Linked DNA regions of Homo sapiens: all the other regions are linked to region 3. A link is a loop called in an ENCODE intact Hi-C map of the cell type or tissue named here. Cell type or tissue: PC-3. All regions are shown on one strand.

Evidence for each region. Peaks named below come from ENCODE experiments on the same cell type or tissue, not always from the same donor. Only the 100,000 strongest peaks of a DNase experiment are listed, where the experiment ranks them.
Region 1: a loop joins it to region 3, with 16 times the contacts of the local background. A loop is called at or near these places in 11 of 110 quality-filtered maps.
Region 2: it touches region 3 in a loop (9-fold over the local background); 2 of 110 quality-filtered maps call a loop at or near these places.

Annotation. Positions count from the first base shown.
Region 1 is chr5:60,840,402-60,848,401 of GRCh38, forward strand. ELOVL7 (ELOVL fatty acid elongase 7) reads right to left here and starts at 3,868. Exons shown (of 9, transcript NM_024930.3): 1 at 3,759-3,868. RefSeq lists silencers at 3,540-3,599, 3,610-3,769, 3,790-4,089. In PC-3, no CTCF peak of the experiment used is centred here; no DNase peak of the experiment used is centred here; H3K4me3 peaks cover 1,875 bases.
Region 2 is chr5:60,807,830-60,815,829 of GRCh38, forward strand. All of the region lies in intron 1 of ELOVL7 (ELOVL fatty acid elongase 7), which reads right to left. Among named protein-coding and RNA genes, the nearest start is that of ELOVL7, 32 kb to the right of the region's middle. In PC-3, no CTCF peak of the experiment used is centred here; a DNase peak (open chromatin) is centred at 3,012; H3K4me3 peaks cover 589 bases.
Region 3 is chr5:60,673,604-60,681,603 of GRCh38, forward strand. All of the region lies in intron 2 of DEPDC1B (DEP domain containing 1B), which reads right to left. Among named protein-coding and RNA genes, the nearest start is that of DEPDC1B, 23 kb to the right of the region's middle. In PC-3, CTCF peaks have their summits at 4,331 (motif pointing right) and 4,647; a DNase peak (open chromatin) is centred at 4,828; H3K4me3 peaks cover 283 bases; H3K27ac peaks cover 2,006 bases.

The DNA of each region.
Region 1 (8,000 bases), 170 kb after region 3:
ACAAGGAATATCAGAGATTGCTGCTGTCACCAGAACCTAGGAGAAGCATGGAACAAATTCTCCCTCAGAGCTTTCAGAAGGGTTCAACACTGCTGACACCCTAATTTTAGACTTGTAGCCTCCAGAACTGTGAGACAATAAATTGCTGTTTTTTCAAGCTACCCAGTTGGTGGTACTTTGTTATGGCAGCCTGAGGAAACTAATACAACATTTAATAATACTGTTCATGTTTAATTGAATTGCTGTTACTTCCTAGAGAGAGAAGTTAGGTAAAATGCATTGATCCTCTTTTTAAAATCGCTTTTAGAAATCTGACAGCATGTATTGAGAACCATAAAAATGACCATACTTGCTGACGAAGTAATTCTACTTCTGGAACAGTATCATTAGGAAATGAGTCCCAACTTGTAAAATGATACAACTGCAAAGATAAGTATTACTATAACTTAGGTTGTTTATAATTTGTTGCTAATATACTTGTCCAACAATAGAGTTTTAGTTAAGTAAATCACATTATAATTACTAGAATACAAACAATATGAGTTCTGAAAATTACATAAGATGAAAAATGCTTACTAGGTATTATATGGAAAACACAGAATACTAAAAAAAATTACTTTCCTTTTTTTTTTTTTTTTTTTTTAAGACAGAGTCTCCTTTGTTGCCCAGGCTGGAGTGCAGTGGCATGATCTCAGCTCACTGCAACCTCTGCCTCCTGGGTTCAAGCGATTCTCCTGCCTCAGCCTCCCAAGTAGCTGGGACTACAGGCATGTGCCAACACACCCAGCTAACTTTTGTATTTTTAGTAGAGATGGGGTTTCACCATTTTGGCCAGGCTGGTCTCAAACTCCTGACCTAAGGTGATCCACCTGCCTCAGCCTCCCAAAGTGCTGGGATTACAGGGGCGAACCACTGTGCCCAGCCTGAGAATACTAAAATACTATATGGAGTATGATGAAGGAAAATATGCATAGAAAAAAAGAGAGAGACAAAGGCAACCTGGTTAAATATTCATTGTGGTAGAATTATGTTCAGTGGGTCTGAACTCTCTTCTTGGCTCCCTGATCTTATCCTTTTGGTACCAATTTCCAGTCTTATTTTCTCTCTCCTCAAGCCTCTCCATGCACAGCCAATTCTTTCTTGGCAATGCCTCTTGGGAGCAGTCCAGGCCCACTTCACCTTATACAGGTTTTTGTGAAAAGATTCCTATTTGGCCTGACTGTAGCCTATCTATGGCCAGAATAACACTGTCGTTCTATTGCTGAATACATCTACTGTGTTAATCTGTCCATTTATGTTTTATGCACTTTTATGTATGTGCTACGTTTTTCAATAAAAAGGTTTTTTTTTAACTTTATGTGTTTTCATATTTTGTTTTGTCAAGATAAGGATAAATGGTTTTCTGCTGATTTGCTTCATTATACCTCTAAATGTAATGTTTCATCAGAACAGCTGGGTACCTGTTTGTGACAATGGAGTGAACACAGGCTTTTCTCCCCTTCATGTACAATGTCTACCAGCTCCTACACGTTTACCAATGCAAACTCCGTAACTTCCTGTAAAACCTGGCTTAAAAATTTCCATCATCAAACCTGCCTGATGTGTGCTACCAAAATTTATACTGTATCATCTTCTACATTTATCAAGCAACTACTAGCTGTAAGGCCTGAAGATTTAATGTCCTAAGCTGTTTGCAATCTTTTTGTGCAAAGCAAACATAAAAGATGATAACAAATAGCAGAGAAGGGCATATGTGTTCAAAGTGGGGAAGAGGGAGAGTGGTGAAGAGAGGATGGGAGTGGGCGAGACTGATAAAGGCTAGAAGACACCATGTAAAAATTGGATAGAAGATATTTAACGAATGGGAGAGGAATGGCACGGCACCTTGGAGACCAGGATAATGGCAGGACCCTTAATGGAAATGAGCATCTGGAGCTGTTTTGGGGAAAAGCCGGGCAAGTCCAAGCGGAATATTATAATGTGCACTGACAGACGTTACACTAAAACTGAAGAAGACATGGAAAGCACAGAATCTTAAGCCAGATAAATACAGGTGATAGATGAAGTAACAAAGTCCCAAAAATCTATTTTTCTTAAAAAAAAAAAAAGCGGGGGCAGGGGGAGGGTGTGGGGATCCTAAACTAGTATAAAGACACATAAGAAGGAAAAGAGGGACCTGAGATTGACAGCCTGGTCAACGATGCCTGAAACAGCACGGGACTTCAGAAAATAAGGACGAGCAAACGAACTCTAGGTGAGGCAGTGTAGGACAGTGGTTAACAGCTCCAGTGCTGGAGACAGAACCCCAGAGCTGGAATCTCCTACCGCTGAGATGGGTGTGGCCTTGGGCAAGTTACTTAACCTCTCCGTGCCTCAGTTACCTCATCATTAAAATGAGAATAATATTAATATCTACTTCCCAGGATCGTTGTGAAGATTAAAAGCTTTTACACAAGAACTGACATCAGTGCCTGGCACCTAAGCACTGATAAATGTCTGCCACGGGGTGAGGGGTGGATTTTATTTAGTTCTCGGTGACCTTGGGGAGACCAATTTCTGATCAGTAGTACGAAGAGAAACTACAAAGAAAGGGAATGAATAAGCGGGTGCGTGGTAAGAACGCAGAGGCAGCCACCAGGTATCGATGACCCTTTCGGAGCACGTAAGCAATAAAAGTGAGGAATGAAATAAAGGGTAATCCGAGAGCACAGGGTTAAGTGAACATGCTTTCCGAGGGGAGATCGTAGCAAGAGGGAAAAGACCACTGGCGAGGAACTCGGGTCGCTAAAACTGTTCTTCAGTCGACGCGGGACTAACTACACTGGGAGCAGGACAGGTGTAAAGACCCGCTCCTTCCCGTCCCGAGTTCCCCAGGGAGCTCCAAAGAGCGCTCTGTCCGCACCGGGTGAAGTTTGAAACAGCTCTGACTTGAAGGGGGAAAGCCCATTTCCCAACGAACCTGGGAAAGCCCATTTCCCAACGAACCTGGGAAAGCCCATTTCCCAAAGAACCAACGATACCTGGGACGACAAAACAACAGGCTTTCCTGTTTCCATCTCCGGCACGACCTGTTCCACGGCTCTGTATTCATCAGCCTCCTCCCGGCCAGCAGCAGCCACCAAGACAGGATGCGGCTCGGGGAGCCGAAGGGACAGCGCCCCAAGTTCATCTGGCCGCGGGAGCAAAAAAAGCGCCCAAAGGGGAAGGAAGGAAACAGAAAGAAAGGGGCTCCGGAATTTGGGGGGGTGGCTAGCGAGGCCAGACCCCGGAGCTGGGAAAATGACCTCCGCGTCCAAGGTCGAGCAGGTCCTTCTCCCTCCCAGTCCCGCCGGCGAGCACCTCTGCCCCTCCCGCTCCGCTCCGCAGGGCCAGCGCCGCGCGGGACCCCAGTCCAGGCTCCGCTCCGCAGCGCGCCCACCGGGCCCGACCTTCCCTTCGGGATGCTGCCGGGTGGGGGCTCCCGAGAAGGCGCAGGTGAGCGCCGCGGCCCCGCGCTCCGGCGAAAAGGGCCTCGGTCCTCCCCACGCGCAGGCAGCGGGGACAGAACTTCCCAAGCGCCTCCCGAGCCCAGGGAGGGCCTGGCCCCGCTCCCGGGGCCCCCGCACCCGGGTCCCACTTCTCGCGCGCCGCGCCCAAGTTCCTCCATCCGGCCACTCCCGACGCCGTTCCCCTCGGCTCTGCCTCCCTCCCCAGTCTCTTCTCCTCCGCGCGCCGGGAAAGTTTGGCCCCTGCCCGCCGGCCTGGAACCCCGCACTCACCGCACAGGGAGCGGAGCCGAAGCGCCGGGCGCGCGCGGGAGAGAGGGCGGCGACTGGCAGCGCGAGCGCGGAGCTCCTCACAGCGGCCCCCGCTGTCCCGGCCGCCGACTGGGTTGGAAAGGGGAGGAGGCCGCCGGGTGTCACCTGCCCGCTATCCCACCCAGCCGCGTGACGCGCGCAGCGCCGCCCCCTGCCCGCCGCCGCCAGGTGCCCGCCGAGGGCCGGAGGGAGGAGCCGGGGCGGCGCGAGGGGGAGCGGCCGGGAGGGCGGAGGCCGCCCCGGCCTCGCCTCCGCCGCGCGCCCTGACTCTCGGGACTGGGGCCCACCGGCCGCTCTGGGTTAGCGGGGCTGGTCGTGGCACCGATGACCTTTCTTTCCGAGAGCAGATGCCATCACTTGGGGGACATCTCCAGGCTGACATAGCAGAGTGGAAATTGTCGTCATGCGTGACTCATTTGGGAATGAGCAGTAGAAAAATCCGAAATGAGGAAAACCTAGCTGAGGCTGGAGGCGGAGAAAAAGGGGACTCCTTGCTTCTGAAAGGGTATTGGGAGGGTTAATTCGCATCTGAAATGGAAGCCAGACCAAGAGGAGAAGGCCCTGGGAGGGGAAGGCCGACTTGGTTCAGCTCCATCCCCTGCTTATAAGGAATAAGAAACTAGAGAATTGAGGCAGCCTGGGGGGCATGGGGAGAGGACTTTTAGAGCAATGAAGATTAGATTGTATATCATCTAACTTTGTTTCTGGTAACAGCAACTGCTGCAGGAAAAAAAGTCTAGAAAATTCATTTCTCGTTACCTACTGTTGGATTGGAAAGTGGGGGTGGGGATGAGCGTTCGGAGTGTGCACCTGCGCTTGGTTTATTTATTTTTTAAACGTACCTGGCCTTGTGTCTGGTAATGATCCTCCTAATCGCTGGTATGATTTGGATCATCAATAGCTGAAAGGCAAAATAGGGGCCTAGAGAAGTTCCCTGCTTCTGAGGCAAAACCAAAGGCTGGTGTTGAACTGTCCAGAAACCTAAAAAACAATAATCATTTTTAGTTGCAGTCCTGACCCAACCACCTCACAAATGTGGGCTTTGAGTTTGTATTGCGAGTTCTCAGCATGGAATCAAGAAACACAAAAAGGGGCTGGGAGCGTCAGGACCACCAGAGAGGATGGGTAGGGAGAAAAAAAAAATTGGGGTGTCGGAAGCATATTTTCCTCACATGTAGGGATTGCCTTCGGCAGCTTAATCCCACTACATTAAACAAGAGGTTTTAATGTTTTTATGTAAAACTTCGAAAGTGTCCATTGAAAGAAAAGCAAAAAAAAAAAAAAAAAAAAAAAAAAAAGCTTAAATTGCAAAGAATCTCGAAGTCAAAAAAACTAAAGATTTCTCCTTTCTTTTAGATAACTTTGCTTTCATATTAAAAACAGATCATTTAGTAGACTTAGGAAGTCTTTTGGGAACGGGAGACAATTGCCTAATGATACTAGCCTTTGAGTCTATCACAATTTACCATTTATATATACTTATGAAATTTCAAATATGCAGAAGCTCAAATGGATTCATTTATTTAACAAATACTGGAGTGCTGCTATGTTCCAGGCCCTGAAGTTTCAATAGATAACAAATTCCCCGTTCTCAGGGACTATACGTTCATTCTAGTTGGAGATGACAGACAATACATGAATAAAGAAGTAAAAAAAATGTAGTGTTCAGCCAGGCGCAGTGGCTCACGCTTGTAATCCCAGCACTTTGGGAGGCCGAGGCGGGCAGATCGTGAGGTCAGGAGTTCGAGACCAGACTGTGCAATACAGTGAAACGCCGTCTCTACTAAAAATACAAAAATTAGCCGAGTGTGGTGGTGCGTGCCTGTAGTCCCAACGACTTGGGAGGCTGAGGCAGGAGAGTCGCTTGAACCTGGGAGACAGAGGTTGCAGTGAGCAGAGATCTCGCCACTGCACTCCTCCAGCCTGGGCGACAGAGCTAGACTCTGTCTCAAAAAAAAAAAAGAGGAAAAAAAAGAAAAAAAATGTGATGTTCAGGGTTTGATAAGTGCTATGAAGAAAAATAAAGAAGGGAAGGGGATGGAGACTTTTGGAGGTGGGGAGTTGTGTTAAATGTTAAAGTGGTTAGGGAAGGCCCCAGTGGAAGCAGGCATTTCAGCCCAGATTTTGAACAGGTAAGGTGACACACCTGTGTGCCTATCCAGTAACAGCATTCCACTCAAAGGGAATGGCAAGGCTAAAAGCTCTGGGGGTGTGGTGTGGGATATTCCATTCATAGACCAGCAAAGGGGAGATGTCAGATGAATTTCAGTGAGTGAGGACAGTAAGAAATGAGGTCAAAGAGTTAAGGAAGCATTTTGAGTAAAAAACTGTCATACTTTGACATTTTCAAGAGTATTTTGGCAACTTTTTTGAGAATAGGGCATGGGGTATGGAGGCAGAGAAGAAGGACAGAAGTAAGACGATGATCAGGAGGCTCTTGGGAAATCCAGATGAGAGATAAAGGTGGCTTTGACCAAGTTGGTAGTAGTGAAAGAAGATTTAAAAAAATACATTCTGAAGGTAATATTAACAGGATTTCCTGAGAATTTGATATGGGCTATGAGAGAGAGAAAAAAGAGGTCAAGGATGACTCCAGGGTGTTTGCCTTGGGTAACTCGAAGAAAAAAAATGCCATTTACTGAAAGAAAAAAAAACTGTGAAAGAAAAATGTAGGGAGAAGGGCAGGTCAGGAGTTGTTTGGCATTGCTTTAATTTGAGATACCTGTTACCTATCTAAATGGGAATGAATGTCAAGTAGGTAGTTGATTACACTAGTCTGGAGGTCAAGAAAGAGAGGTCTGGGCTAGCAATATAAATCTGGATGTAGTCAGTTTCCAGATGACACTGAAAGGCATGAGAATGGCTAAGAGCACCAAGAGTGAGAATAGAGAAGAGATTATCCCTCCTTTCCCCATTTGCTAAATTCTCACACACGGGGTTCTGTGTTTAGGCTCTTGATTCCATTCCACTGTCTATGTGTCCTGCCTTATATTTTCTTTTACTTTTACTATTTTATGTAAATGTGAAAAGAAGCTTTCTTTCTTGTTTTCAATGAAAAGCTATGGCAGGATTTTTATTTTAATTGTCTTAAAGTTATTTAGGGATAACCTGTCATCTTTATGATATTGAGGTGACCCATCCATGAACATATATCTCCATAGTTGGTCTTTCACATATTTTATTATGCTTATTCTTAGGAACCTTATAATTATTGCCACTACTATCAACGTTTTTTTTTTTTAAGACAGGGTCTCACTCTGTTGCCCAGGCTACAGTGCAGTGACACAATCATAGCTCACTGCAGCCTTGAACTTCTGGGCTCAAGCGATCTTCCAGCCTCAGCATCAGAGAAGCTAGGACTACAGGCATGCACCACCATGGGGGGCTAATTTTTTAATTTTTTGTAGAGACGGGATCTTGCTATGTTTCCCAGACTGGTCTCAAACTCCTGGTCTCAAGAACCTCCTTCTTCAGCCTCCCAAAGTGCTGGGATTACAGGTGTAAACCACCGTGCCTGGCCTGGTATATGTATTTTTAAATTACATTTTCTAAATGTAAATATAAGAACGCTAATTTTTGTTTAATGGTTGTAAATCCTTTGTCTTTACTAAATTATTAGTAATTTGTAGAGTGCCTCTGGTATTCTCTTGAGGCAACGATAACCCTTGTGAATAATTACAATTTTTTTCACTATATTTTATTCTTTAAGAGAAAATTGAACCCTGTCAACTTCTTACTCTATGTCAGTATCATATGGATTTAACTTTTACCAGTGATTCTTATACTTTACTGAGAGTCACAATGCTTGGGATGTTATGCAAGTTCCTGAAAATTATTTTGAGATGCTGATTTAGTGAGTCTGGAGAGTGGGCCAAGGAATGTGCATCTTAACACACGCTCTTAACTGATTCTGTTAAGAGTTGCTGAGACACCTTACATGTGACCTATCTTTTCTGATACTTATCATTGCCTCCCCAGCTGTGCTATAAGCCCTAAAGGGAAGATATTTTATCTACTCTCTCTTTATATCTGTGGTGCCTAGGATATTAGCCTACAAACAGTGGGTGCTAAATAAATATGTAGATGGCAAAAAGAAATTTAGAAAAGTTGTGGAATGTACTTTTGTGAGTTTCATATTTAAATGCTTTAAAATGTTTTCCTATTTTTTTATATAGATTTCATAATGATAACTCTGAGAGATAA
Region 2 (8,000 bases), 130 kb after region 3:
TCTACTAAAAATACAAAAAGTTAGCCGGGCATGGTGGTGGGCACCTGTAGTCCCAGCTACTTGGGAGGCTGTGGCAGGAGCATGGTGTGAACCCGGGAGGCAGAGGCTGCAGTGAGCCGAGATCATGCCACTGCACTCCAGCCTGGGCGTGAGACTCCGTCTCAAAAAAAAAAAAAAAAAAAAAAAAAAAAAGAATAAAATGGAATGGGAGACTGTAGGACCAATGAAACAAATTGAGGACCAAAGCTCATTAGCACACTAAAAGATAAATCAGAAACAGCCAGAAACAGAGTATTCACAACCAAACAGTGATTTCTAGGTATAGAAGAAAACCTGAAGTGTTCAAATGAAAATGATAAAGGTTAAACTAATAGAAAAAAAAAAGAAGGGCAAAGATGATCCCATAAAAGGGTAATTGGTCTTTCTAAAGTACACGATTCAACAAAAGAAAAAGTAACATATTCAAATACATGACAAAAAATAATTTCCTACTGACTTTATAGACAGACTGAGAAAACAAGGTTGTAAGATAATCTGATGCATAACAATCAATAGCAAGACAAATCCTGGTTAAATTGATGAACTCAAAGAATAAGAAAAAATTCTTATGCATCTATGCAGAAAAATCAAATTAAAGAAATCAAAGAAAACCTAAATAAATGGTAAGTGATACCATGTTCATGGTTTGGAAAACTTAATATTGTTAAGATATCAATTCTCTTAAATTGGTCAACACAATTCCTATTAAAATCCCATATACTTAGCATATGACCCAGCAATTTTACTCTTAATATTAACCCAAGACAAAGAAATACTTATATTCATTCCAAAACTTGTACATGAATGTTTATAGTGACTTTATTCATAGTCACCCAAAATAATAAACAACTGAAATTTTCTTTGACTAATAAATGGATAAACAAACAGTGGTATATCCATTCAATGAATTACTACTCAGCAATAAAAAGAAAAAGGCTGCTGATACAACATGGATGAATCTGAACTGTATTTCTGTTAAGTGAAATAAGCCAGACTCCAAAGAATACATACTATAAAATTCATCTATGAAATTCTGGAGAAAGCTAAACTATAAAGTTGGAGAACATGTCAGAAGTTGCTGGGGTTGGAGGATGGAGGGGAGTTCATTACAAAGTGCAGCACAAGACAATTCTGGAGGGTGATGGAAATGTTATGAGAACAAAATGGTTTTTTCTTTAAAAAATAATATTAAGAGACTGGTAAAATGTTGACAATTTTTGAGAATGGTTGATGATAGTACATGGGTGTTAATATCTACCTCTGTGTATGTCTGACAACTCTATTTTAAAATGTTTAAAAATGAAAGAAAGAAAAAGAATGTTAAGATGACAACTGGTATTGGTATGTCGAAGAATCTAAGGAAGAAAACTAGTTCTCCAGTGTTGAGTGAATATGGATGAAGAAAAAACCTACTGAATTTTGAAACTAGCTAAATTTATAAACTTCTACAGTATAATACACAGTTGGGTGGCAGAAATCAAACCCAGGCCCCAAGGAGTGAGGAGGCATTGAAAGTAGCTAGTCTTGATAAATATAAATTTATCCCAGAGGAAGGTTTGAATGGAAGGACTTCTAGAGCTTGTCTAGCTGTGACGACTGAGGTTCTGAAGGATTTTCCAATAAAGAGTTGGACCCAACACTCAGCTCAACTGACTTCTGGGATCACTCCCTTTCTATGACCCAGTTACTCAAGATACTTATTTATAGGAGGAAGAAAGAAGATAGTAGAGTGAAGGACAGATTTATTTCAAGGACAAAAACATCTTGAATACATTTGTAAGGCCAAGAAAAGTTGGTGGAAGAGGAGAAGCTGAAATTGCATGAGTGTTTATGTATATGCCTAAGGCAAAAGCTTTGATTTCACAGGAAATCAGAAAAAAAGTAGGAAAATAGAGAAACCATAGCCTCACATTGGAGGAGAAGCAAACAGACTAACAATCCTAATTTTTTTTTCTCCAGGTGGTGAATGGAACAACAGGGTTGATTCTGATTATGGAAACTCCATACACTGGTGAACAGATAAAAATGCCTTAAAGGGAATGGGATGCAACCTATGAGGTGGAATGAATCTTGGTATGAATATTGAACTCTACAACTCAGGTTCCTGAATTCTTCTTTTTTTCACTTTCCATGTCCTTGGGCTACAGGAAAAAATGACTATAAACAAATTATCAGCCCTCAAACTATCGCTCAGTGAGAAAAAACAAACTTTATCTTGCCTGCCTGCTTTGCATTTGTGGCCAGTGGAACTTCACTTGAGGCTTGTTAACACAAATGAATCTTTGAATGTTTTAGGTACTTAAGAAAATGGAGCATTTCTTATAGTATGAAGGAAAACATTTGTGGGCAGAAGAACTAAAAAAGCAGGTTGGCCCAGTTTAAGGCAGTACCCCTAGGATCCTCCTCCTGCTATATTTCAATACTTAACACACACCTTCATTTCCCATTCATGGGTGAGGACATGGACACTGGAATCACATACTGAAGGGAAAGGGAGATGATGAATTCATTCATTTATTAAAGGCTTTTCATGTGGATTTTTCTAAGCCCACTGCTTATCTAAATTTCTGCTTAAAAAGCTTCTACAGAGAATTCATGTTAGAAACATTATTTTATTCAAAACTGATGATAGATTTGCCCATTACCTATACATGATTATTCTGTGGAATCAATTACTAAATTATACAAATATGCAATCCTACAGCACATTATATGTAACCAGTACTGATATTCCACTCTTGTGCTTTAGGACAGGCAGGTCAGTTTTTCAGGGCTGGCATCTGATCTGATTCATTGGACATCCATGCCACACTAGTTATTAATATTTTGGTTCTAACTCCTGCACATACCTCTATATTTGGGAGTCATTATACTGCATTTCATTTGTGGATATGTTTTACCTCACCTAGAATTTTGTAAGTTCTTGTAGGGTAGGGTGGAAGGGCTTCTTAAGCAAATTTGTATTGTGCACAGTACCGACCCAGGGGAGGTGAGTCAAGGACTAAATATCCATGGCATTCGTCAATCAGTAAAGAAATTCTCATAGCTGTACTGGGCAGTAAGAAGGCCCAATTTTCTCAGTTTCAATTTTAACTTAGAAGAGTAAGTAAATAAGGTATATTTATCTGTAAATAATTCACATGACCAGGTCAACCTCTCAACTTTCTGTTGTCTAACTGTATTCTATTTGTGCTTCTGCCCTTTACTGAGAGGCTGTATTTATCTTCTCAAAAGATCTTCTTTACTGAGATTTGATTCTCAAAAACTTGAGGAATGTGTTTTCATTAAGGTCAGTTGTACTTTTTTTAAAAAAAACTTTGCAAATTAGCTGCATTTTATTCATTTGAACTATGAACATTCATACCTAGAAGGAAAAAACCAGTATATAGTATGTGTGTGTTTATGCACATACTATATATATACTACTATATATAGCATAGAAGATAGTATAGTCATTAGCATACTGGGCATTCTAAGTGTTTCTCTTTATTGGCTTCAGTGTCTTTTGCAAGTAGTCCATCTGACTTATTTTCTGATAAGTAGAAGGTGTCTTCCTCTTTCCCACTACATTTTGTTAGACTAATAAATAATGACATATTCCTGAAAGGGGAAATGGAAAAGGTAAAAATAAAAATAAATAAATAATGACATACCAAGAATAAAAGATTAGAAGCTGAAAAACTGGGGCCTGTATAACTCACACAAAGGCCATCAACCTTTGTCTTCATGGATGTATGGATTAACGGGTTATTGAGGGAGTGAGTTATTTACCAGGAGAGTGAGTCTGTTATAAAAGCCAGTCTAGCCAACTCTCATGAGCCCCCTCACCATGTGATGCCCTGTACCACCTCAGGACTTTGTAGAGAGCACCACCAGCAAGAAGGCCCTCACCAGATGTAGCCCCTTGGCCTTGGACTTCCAGCCTCCAGAACTGTAAGAAATAATTTTTTTCTTATACATGACCCATTCTTTAGTATTCTCTTATAGCAACATAAAGGGTAAGACACCTAATCTCAATCTTAATCTAAGATAAATTATAGAAAAAAACATAAATGAGAAATATAATTCCAGGTACAGTCACTCAGACCTTTAACCTCAGCAATTTAGGAGGCCAAGGCAGGAGGATTGCTTGAGGCCAGGAGTTTGAAACCAGCCTGGACAACACAGGGAGACCTCATCTCTACAAAATTGTTTTTAAAAAATTAACTGGGCATGATGGCACACACCTGTTGTCCCAGCTACTCAGGAGACTGAGGCAAGAGGACCACTGAAGCCCAGTAGTTTGAGGTTACAGTGAGCAATGATTGTGCCACTGCACTGCAGCCTAGGCAACATAACAAGATCCTATCTCTCAAAATAAATAAATTAATTAAATAAAGAAAAGGAAATATAAAGAATAAAATGTTATCTTGAGAGAAAATGAAATAGTACAATGTAACAAAGAGTTTCTTGCTGTTAAGTTTGACAATAGAGAACCAAATTTATTGCTTGGTATATATTTAATTTTCATCAGAAAATGTGTTGGAATAGAAAAAAATTTAACTGGTTGTGACCTATGTTGTTCAATAACAATAGTGACAAGCCCTCTCTAGGCTGGAGAGGACAAGCTGCAAAATTTAATTGGAAAAAAAAAGAATAGGCATATGATAATGGAATAAGGGAAAGGAATTGTTCTTGAGTAGATATGACAGACTGTGATTTAGCATGGCAGGGATTCTGGATCACAGCATCTCTAAAGGTATTCCTCATGGAAGGTGTGACTCTTCTCAGATAATCATCTTGCTTGGTTAAAGGTTTCCTCTCTCACTGGAATTGTACACAAAGGTTGAGAACCTCCCTCTTGCTAAACCTAAAGGCTTATCCTAAGTTTTTGTCTACTCTGATCTGCCTGCAGTCCCTCATTGTTGACCTCTCCTTCCTTCTCACAGCCCTGACCTTGGCTTCCACAGTATAGCATTCATCTCACTGGCCTCAAGCCTTTCCATCATTCAGCTCTTGCTTGTTTTGTTTAGCTGGTTATTTTCTTCATACCCCTGCACTGAAGGATTTCTCCCTTCAATCCTTGGTGCTCTCTTTGCTTTCTATCTACTTGTTCCTAAAACAATGGTAATGACTCCTAAGTCTACACTCTGAACCCTAACCTTTCATCCATGCCAGAGTCCATTTTCTCCAACTGCCAATAAACATTATAATTTGGATATTCCACCATCACAGGAAGCCTAACTAATCCCAAAAGGAACTCATCTTGCCCAGCTTCTATCTTCAACCAACAGGTTTATTGATCCGTCACCTTCACAGGCGTTAATGGCTTGACTTTTCTTTTACTCCAAGCCATTAGAATCATCTTTGACTGTGCTCTTTTACCTCCAACCTGTGAGCTGTTACAACCTGACTTTTCTCAAATGAAAATGTTCCCCACAATTCTCACTGCTAACAACCAGAACTTCGGTTGACACGTGTATTACTATAACTGGGCCTGGATAACTCTTGCCTCTACTCATATATCCCTTAAATCTACGCTTAGGGTTAATCTTATTAAGAGAAAAATATAGTCCTAAAATACCACTTTCATCACCTTTTCCCCTTTCCCTATTCTAAATTACATCAAGTCCCAAGTTCTCAGCTCCACTATCTGACTCCACTCTTCTCATTCAACACTCCCTACTGCCCTCCAATGTAAAAATCTCTATTTCCCTTTAGTAAGTTATTTCTCACCTGCCCCCATTCCTCCCTCCCAATCTCAGAAGTCATCAACTCTTTGTTTTTGTTTATATCAATTTTTTTTTTTCAGTTAACAGAAACAGGGATTGTTACTTCAGAGAACACTTGTTAAAAGACCACTAGCCTGGTTGTAGTACAAAAAGGATTTGCAAAGAGGGGAAGCAGGAGATAAACTCGACAGGTAGATTGGGGCTGACTAAGAAGGTCCCTAAGGGCAAGTGCATCACAGTCTTTTCTCTTAGATAGTTAGCTGTCAGGCAAACACACTGAAACAATCATCAAATTATGATAAAGCCCAGACAAGCAAAACAAAATACGAAGGTCTCCCTTGTGACCACCATGTATGAGATTTGTAAGAACAAACATTTCCTGCCATGGGAACTTTGCCACTGTGTGCCTCAGATGAAAGCAGTTCCTCTGCTTTCATACATTAACCAAGAGATTCAAAAGCAAGGTGGCAACAAGAACGAACTCAGCTAAGCTACTTCTCTGACAAAGGTCGGAAAGACTTTTCTCAGTTGCCCAAATCAGCCTGTGCCAACCTGGAATCCTCATTATTGAAATCTTTTGCAAAAAGAAAGCTGTCTTGATTAAAGTTTTAAAAATCGGTGGTTCTGAAAAGAATAAAATTTTCATAATGAGTTATTATGAAATCTGTGAAATGGGTCAAAAATGCATAAGGAAGAAGCAGAACCACAGATGACAATCAGCCTTCTCATCCAGCCTCAGTAGTCATCTTGGAGTATTGCTCAAAAGTCAAAGAGGTGTTAACAGATTCTGTGAGGAGATTGCAGAGTTTTCTTGAAACAAAGGGATCTGACCCAGCATACCACAAGCAGTACAACTAGGCACATCCCCTGAAACCAACTATTGTCTCTACTTCTTGAGGCAAGGGAGTATAGTGAGTTGCTACCCAAGTTATCCAAGAGAATAACAATAACGCCCACTAACTGAAGGTTCTGGGTCATGTACTGTGCTAGGTATTCCACTGACATTATCACATTCAATCTTCCTAGCAGCTCTTATCAGAGAAATACCATTATCTTTATTCTACAGATAAGGAAACTGAAGCTCAGAGAAGTTAAGGAACTTGCCCCAGATCACACAGTTACTAAGCTGTAGAGGAAGTGTTCAAAGTTCAGGGTTCCAGTCTATGCTCGTCATGATAGCACACAGCTTCCCAGTGTGAAGGGCAGTAAGAAGAACAAGATGGTGAAATGAATTTCATCAATCAACCAACATTTATTAACACCACACTAAGCCCTATGCTGGGCTTAATTGTGAATGGTAAGCAGAAAATACAGGGCTGGAGACTCACCTCCACCCCATCCCCATTTACTGCTCCTAAAATCCCTATCCCATGAAAAACATCACATGAACTACATTGCAGCTAATTGCCAGGAAACTATAAGAGGACCCTAACAAAGCATATGAGCTGATAGTCTTAAATTCAAAGCATATACAGAATTTTAAGTGGTAGCCTTTAAACATATGCTACCAAGCTAATGCATAATGAACTGAAATCAATACTACTATTATACAATAATCGGTCCACATTACTTTCTGTAACAAGTGTGATTTTAATTGGATTAAGGAATTTGTAGCATGTTTTCCCTCTAAATAACCCACATGAAAATACTTATCATTCTTTAAATGTTTTTGTTCACTTCCTCCTATATGGGAACATAAAACTATGGAAAATACTAGCAAGAATCACAGCTTGGAAAGAATTTTAGGATTACCTAAATCTAAATAACCTAAATATACACTAAATCTACTACTTACACTCAGGTAATGAAATAAGCAGATGAGTATTTCATTTTCCTTTAGCATCACTCAGAGTGAAATCAGAAAAACCTTGCAGAAGTTATCTACCTTTGCTTAACCCTTTCATTAAAAAGTAGGAAGTAAACATGAACATCACATTGTAAATCTCAAATACACGCAATAAAATTTATTTATTTTATAAATAAATAAAATTTATTTATTTTTTTTTGAGACAGAGTCTCGTTCTGTTACCCAGGCTGGAATGCAATGGCACGATCTCAGCTCACTGCAACCTCTGCCTCCCGGACTCAAGCAATTCTCCTGCCTCAGCTTCAAAAATAGCTGGGATTGCAGGTTTGCGCCACCATGCCTGGCTAATTTTTCTATTTCTTTTTAGTAGAGATGGGGTTTCACCATGGTGTTTAATATTTATTTTAAAAATAAAATAAAAATGGTGAAAGTCTTTAGGTTTG
Region 3 (8,000 bases):
CCCATTCCTAGTTTGAGAGCTTGTCAACTCCACAAATTCAGGGAATAGTATACCCCAGCTTTCAACAACTTTTATAAATCTAGTCTTAACAACCAACATCTCAAGGCAAGTTACCACTCTTCTCAGCAAGTTATAGTTTAGAACTGATTAATGCCTATATGATATTTATTATTTTGTTTCTAGGTCAATAATATCTGAGAACTACTCTTGTTCAATCCCTGTTCTCTCCAAAAGAGTGTTCTCTTCTGTGTAAATTGGGAGCTTTCAGTCAGCCGTGCTCCTTTCATATTTCTGGAGTCCTTTATTCCATTTCCCATTTAAACTCATTTATGCCTCCTGTTCCATTATTGGAACGCTAAGCATGTGGGAGTCATCTCTATCCTACTGCTCAAGGTCACCACCAAGGTCTGATTGCAAAAATTCAAAAAATTGCAAACTCAGGAATAAAGAGGTTAAGGACACTAGTGGATAATAACTAGGCATCATGAATTCTCAGCAAAGAAACCTGGGTAAGGATATTAAAAAAAAAAAAATTTCAAGGCCAGTTGGTAAGACCAAGTGTTTAAAACAAATAAATATAAAGGAAAAGGATAAAGAAATCAGCAGGAACTATGACCCCAAATGAAGGATCAGGATAGAAGAATAAGCCAAGGATTTGAAATTATCATGAGTTAATCACCAAAAAGCCTAAAAAAGGACATTATAAAACAAAAGTCTATCAATAACCAGGAATTACCTTTTATGACTCAGGGCAATATATTTCAACATTCTATTTAACACACCTACATGTACTAGTTCTTTTGCAAAGATGGCAGTGATAACATAACCCCAGAATCAGTTTGACTTATCAGCTTAATACATAACTTTGAACCTTGGGTCCACATATAACTGGCCTACTACTTATACTTGGTAGACTCTGCTCCTGTGCTTCAGTGCCTACAAAGGATCCTGAACTCAAATCCATCCCCCATATGTGTGATTGCTACAGATCAATATGATCTGTTGCTTTGCTTTCACATACACCTAATAATCTGTTGCAGTCACAAACACATAATAGTCATTGTGCTATTTCCTAGGCCCAAAAAGCTGCCCCAGTCTTGCTCACTCTACAGCCATTGCTTGTTATATCCATCTGGGTTCTTAGTTGCAACTGTAAGGAACAGAAACAAATTCTGGCTGATTTAACCATAAAGGAATTTGGAGATACCAAATAGAACACAAAATCAATTGGACAGCTGGAGAAACAAGATGGGGGTGGCGGATAAGACAAAGGAGGAAAAGGAGGCCACCCAGCACACACAGAAGGAAGCACAAGTGAGTTCATGCTCCAGGAACAATCTGGTCCTAAAGCCACTGCCAGTAGCTCTGGATGCCTCTGTGTACTTCTGTCCTTGCTCCTGCAGTCCACCACGTCTGTCACAGGAGGATTCTAAGCTGTCCCTTCCCCTTTGCATGCCTCATTCAAGATTCAAAGTCCTAAGGAGGAACATACAAATGACCAAGGAGAAGACATGCCTGAGCCCTCACTGCCAGGGGTAGGAAGCAGGAGTGTCTCACCCCTGTCGGTTTCCACTGTAGGGCACAGGGCCCTGCCTCCCACCAACACCCACACAAATGAGGATTCCTACAAAATAGAAAAGGAGTTTGGCAAGAAACAGAAATAGAAAAGAAATGCCTGGCAGCAACCAAGTTGTCCCTATGTATATTTTCATCATTATCCCACAACAACCTGGGCATTCATTCTTGACCTTTGTGGGAGATGTGGGTACAGACTCTGAGACAGTCACCCAGCTCCAGGGACTCCAAAATCCTTGAGAGATTACCTAGGAACAAACCCATCACAAAGACTTAGACACCCACTAAACACTGCAGGTATGTTTGAAGAACTGTTCATTGGCTTGAAAACAGTTACAGTTACATTCCAAGCCTCTGTAAGCAGATGCTAAACATTAACAAAGATTCTAAATGTAACTAGCAATTTCAGATTAATGAACAATATGTTTAAAACTTTGTTCAAAAATAATCAGACTTCAAACAAAGCTTACGGACTACATACAGAGCAGTTACAGGGTCTAGCCTGAAATTTGCCTATAAAACACAGGCCCTTCCTTCCTTTTCAGCCCCACGGCTAGCATTCTCATCTAGGCAATATCGCTTTCACCAGTTACCTTAAACGCCTCACCAGCTTCTCTGCCTTACAATCTATTCTGTCCCTATTATTCAATTAACTCTGTTCTAGAACAAAGACTCCATCACTGCTCAAAACACTAACAGTAGCTGCCTTCTCTGTTTCTTTTTTCTTTTTTTTTTTTTTGTTTTTTGTTTTTTTGTTTTTTGTTTTGAGAGGGAGTCTTGCTCTGTTGCCCAGGCCTGGAATGCACTGGCACAATCTCGGCTCACTGCAAGCTCTGCTTCCTGGGTTCATGCCATTCTCCTGCCTCAGCCTCCCGAGTAGCTGGGACTACAGGCACCTGCCACCACGCCCAGCTACAATTTTTTTGTATTTTTAGTAAAGACGGGATTTCACTGTGTTAGCCAGGATGGTCTCGATCTCCTGACCTCGTGATCTGCCCACCTCAGCCACCCAAAGTGCTGCGACTACAGGCGTCAGCCACTGTGCCCGGCCTTTTTTTTTTTTTTCTTCTTTAAGAGACAGGGTCTCACTATGTTCCCCAGGCTGGCCTTAAAAATCCTGTAGCACACCAACACGGCACATGTATACATATGTAACAAACCTGCACGTTGTACACATGTACTCTAGAACTTAAAGTATAATAATGAAAAAAAAAAATCCTGAGCTTAAGGAATCCTCTGGCTTCAGCCTCCTAAGTAGCTAAGACTACAGGCGCATGGCACTATGCCTCGCTTTAATAACTTCTCCTTTTGAAATAAAACCCTACTCCATAGTCAGAAATGTAAGAAATTCCACCAAATGTATCCCTCATGATTTCCTGACCTAAGATTTCTGTTCCAGCCGGGTCATCCTCCTCCCTTTTCTCCCAGGAAGCTTATTTGTGTGTTTTTGACTGACAGCCTTGATCTTGCCATCTTTCCTTTTCCTTCCCATCCCTTCTTTTTATCCAGATCCTGCACTGTTTAGCCGACCCAGGCTGAAGTCCTGCTCCTCCTCCGTCTCCTTCCCCTTCTCCTTCTCCTCCCCATCCCCCTCCCGTTCCATAAGGTTCCAAACACTCCAGTCCACACCAACTGGATCACAGACACAATTCCTACAATGGCCAGGCAGATAACATAATCATGATACAGTCTGGTATAATATTATAGGGAAATGGTGGGGAATGTGGCCACTGGAGTGAGTTTGCCCCATCTAAAGACTTTCCGGTTCATAATGTATTAAGACACTGTGCTAGAAGTTAATAATGTTAAGTGTCTATGAGAAAGAGAACTGAGTGGCTGGGGGAGGGATATGTGAGGAAGGCTTTTCATTGCATATGCCCTTTTGCACTTTGTAAATTTCGAACCACATAAATGTATTATCTTCACAAAATATACAAAATTTAAAAATAAAAAGGAGATAGAAAAAACTTGATGACTAAACCACAATACTGGTCAAACAAAATAGATATGTCAACCCAATGACTGCCAGTGTAACTGATTATTTGTTATGGGTTATTTTAGGTAATTAATTAAATACTGTCTTGATTCTGCTAAGTAGCAGAATCTTTTTCATACAGACACACACACACACACACACACACACACACACTCTCTCTCTCTCTCTCTCTCTCTCTCTCTCTCTCTCAAAAGAGATTATAAAGTCAGGCAGATAAAGAATCACATTATATTTCCTTTTTAGATCCTTCACTGCCACGGATTGGAAAACATGTGATAGGTACTCCATACCTGGAAACATAAAAGTTTAGAACTAAAAAGGATCTTAAAGATCTAGTCCTCCCTGTCATTTTTTTCTTTTTTATTTTTTCTTTTTTTTATGAGACAAGGTCTCTCTCTGTCACCCAGGCTGAAGTACAGTGGCATGATCATGGCTCACTGCACCCTTGAACTCTGGGACTCAAGCTATCTGCCCCACTCAGCCTCTGGAGTAGCTTGGTCTATGGTACATGCCACCACTTCACCTAACTAAACTTTTAACTTTTTGTAAAGACAGGGTATCACTTTGTTGCCCTGTCAGTTTATATTTGAGAAAACCAATGCCCAGTAAGGCTAAGAACTTATCCAACTAATCACAGGACAACAACCCATGACGATGAAATGAGTAAAAACAAAAGAAAAATAAAATCACACTAACAAGTTTTGTGCTTTCCTAGAAAAACAAAAGATGTCCACTAGAGGGAGGAAGTAGTCCATTAATTTAAAGGTGAGGTATCTAAAACGGGTCCAAAAGACCTATTGGGTAGTGATGAAAGAATTTTTCCCAGGGCCACAGAAAATGACTTAAGGGCCACCTCCCTCAAACAACTTAAATTTGAGTTTCTTTCACTGGAGGTACAAATACAGGTTTTGCAAATCTCTAGCTTAAGAAAGTTATTAGCATATGGTAAAATAAAATTTTTTTTTTTGGTGTATAGCCCTATCAAGTTTAACACATGTATACACTTGTGTATCTACCACCAAAATCAAGAAACAGAACTATTCCATTACTCCCGAAAACGCTCCTTCCTGCTCTCCCTTTACAGTCGCACCCTTCTGCCACCCAGCGGTGCTACATTGTATGGATGTACAATAGTTATCCATTCACCCATGGAAGAATGTTTAGGTTATTTCCAGTTACTGGCAATCTATAAATATTCACTTAACGAGTTTTTGTGTAAACATTGTTTTTGTCTCTCTAGGATAAATACCCAGGAGTAGGAATGCTGAATCATATAGTCAATGTACTTATTAACTTTAAAAGAAACTAACTTTTCCAAAGTGACTAACAATCTAGGTGTCCAACAGCAATGTATAAGATTTCCAGTGACTGCATCCTCACTAGCACTAGATATCATTAGTATTTTTATTTTAAACATACTAATAGATACATAGTTGTATCTCCCTAGGGCTTTAATTTGCATCACCCTAATGTATACTACATCAAACATCTTTTCAAATGCCCATCTGCTAACTGCATACTTTTGGTGATATGTCTTTTCAAGTCTTTTGCTCATTTTTCAATTGGATTGCTTGTTTACTTACTGTTGAGTTGATGAGCTCTTTACATATTCTTGATAGCACTCCACTGTCACATATGTGGTTTGCAAATATTTTCCCCATCTGTAGCTTGTCCTCTCATCCTCTCATCCAATGTCTTTCACAGAGCAAAAATTGTTCATTTTGATGAAATCCAGTTTATCATATTTTTCCTTTATGTTTGGTGCTTTTAGTGTCATGTCTAAAAACTCTTTGCCTAATACCAAAACAAAGATTTTTCTCCTGTTTTTCTAAAAGTTCTGTAGTTTTATATTTAAATCTATGATCCACTTTGAACTAATATTTGTATGAAGTATAAGGTTTATGTTGAGGTTCTTTTTTTATTTTGGCACATGCATGGATGGATGCCCAATTATTCCAACATAATTTGCTGAAAATACTCATCTTTTCCCATTAAATAGAATTTACATCTTTGTAAAAAAATCTATTGGCATATTTATATGTATCTGTTTCTGGACTCTCTATTCTGTACCACTGATCTATATGTCTTTCACTTCACCAACACCATAGTATTAACTTCTATGGCTTTCTATACTAAGCCATAAAACTGGGTAGTATGATTCCTCTGCTTTTTACATTAAGAACTGTGAAAGTAACATTATTCAATAAATCTGGCGATAGCTACATAACAAACTTTAGTTTCAAATTAAAATCAGTATTTTGAAAATAGGCCAGAAAAGCAAGAAAGTATGAGAGAAAAGGAATAGAAAGAAAGAGGAAGAAAAAGAGAAGTTGAAACATGAGAATGACACACACAGAGGTAGAAACAAAAAAGAAAAAAGAGAAGGAAAGAAAAAAAGGAATGAGACAGGCAGGAAATAAAAAGAAAATGGTCCCTACATGTTAGATCTCAATCCCCACCATCTGAGCTGTGAATTTCTACCTGTAAGCCATGAAAACCTTCCCAGTTCAACCACCCACCAGAGCTAGCACCAGTGATGAGAGCAAGTCAGGAGCCATGTATAGGCTCCATGCCAGAGAAACCTTTCCTGCTAAAGGGCTACAACAGGACAAACACTTTTCTCATTAAATAATCCAAAACAATTATCATAATATACATTTTTATTTGTATAGAACCCACTAAGTTAGGTTTAAATAATATTACGTAATTGTTCACATACACAGATGGGCAGAAGCAGTAAGTACAGAATTTCTTTAATTAGAACATTCTTGGTGTTTTGTTTAGACATTTTAAAGGGGAAAGTGTCTGAGGATTAAATATGTACCCTGTCTACCTCATAGAATTGTCGTAAAGATCAGAGGAGATCATAAAGATTAAATGACATCACAGAAGTAGAAATGTTTCATAAACCAAAATTTCTTATAAACATATAAAGTAGTATAATTCAATCTCCTCATCCATTAGAAGTTTAGGGTCATGAAGCTTTAAGACACAGACAACAGCACCTGGTTCAACCATGAGCACCATTTAGTGAAATCTAAAATTGTTTTCACCAGCAGCAAACCCAGAACTCTTTCTAGTAATTGCTGTTGGTTAACAGGAAAGAAGTATAGTGCTGAGTACATCTCTGTAACATCTCATTATTATTATAGGCATTCAGATATTATGAACTTGCTTTCCTTTCTTATACACTAAAATTCACTCCTCCCTTCAATTTTTCTATACTGAACATCTTGAGTCTTTAAAAAAAAATTACAAATTTAAATGCATTCACAGAACAAATATGACATGCATTTCTTAAATCTAGAAATCATTTTTGACATATTCCAAAATAAGGGCTTTACTAATCATCTTTGTTATAAAATTCTCTAACATATATATGCAAATTCCCTCTCTTCAAAATATACAAAAAGAACCCTTATATTTTAGGTAGCTTTCTCTAACAAATAGATAAAGGAAACCACCTCTCTTTTGCTATATTTATATAAGTATTTAGGTTATGTTTCCCTTGCCTTCTTTATTTGAGAAGAACTTCTTGAAGAAGACAGTTCATCATTTAATACGTATTACATGGTACTTAATGCATTGCAAGAACTTTGTGAATATAAACGTGTTGATTACACCAAATGTTTCTTGCTTATTCTGTGTGTTTACTCTTTCATTCACTAATATATTTGATAAACTAAGTCAACCTCATGTTGTGAAAATAGAGGCAGCCTGGCATAGGCTTCAGAGATGAAGACCTCATTTCAAATCCTGACTCTTCTACCACTACCTGGATTACTTTGGACCAGTTAGTTATTTTGGCTTTATTAATTTCCCAATCTTTACAACTAGGATACTACCATTTCCACCTACAGGTGTTGAGTTAAATAATGAATTATGTGATGAGGATGGAACAACATAGAAGCTCTAGAACATTAGTTCCTTCCTTTCCAGCAAGAACCCTTCAATGTCCATTCCATTATTCTCAGAACTACTTACAAAATGTTTCCCTTCAGACCAGCCCACCCAGGCCCCCCACCACCAATGCCAGCACCTGCATATACCACCCAGGGACCTGAGGACCATCACACCTTGCCCACTACCACCACCCAAGGGCACACATACACCACCCAGAGCGGCAGGACCAGCCTGCCTGGCATCTACATCATCAGAAAAGCCTTGCCACAGCCTCTGCCAACAACCTAAGCCATTGAGGAACTCACAGACACCACTGGCATTGATTACAGCCAAAGAAATAATAGAGACTAAATTACTGTGCATACCCAAAATCAAAGGGAAGGCACTCTAACCAGCCAACACTATAGATAGATCTACAGGAAAAAAGTCTTTACCTACAAAAGCCAATCCATAAAACTAGAAGAAGCAACTGTTCCACCAGATACACAGATAACAACATTGAGACATAAAAACAATGAAAAGGCAA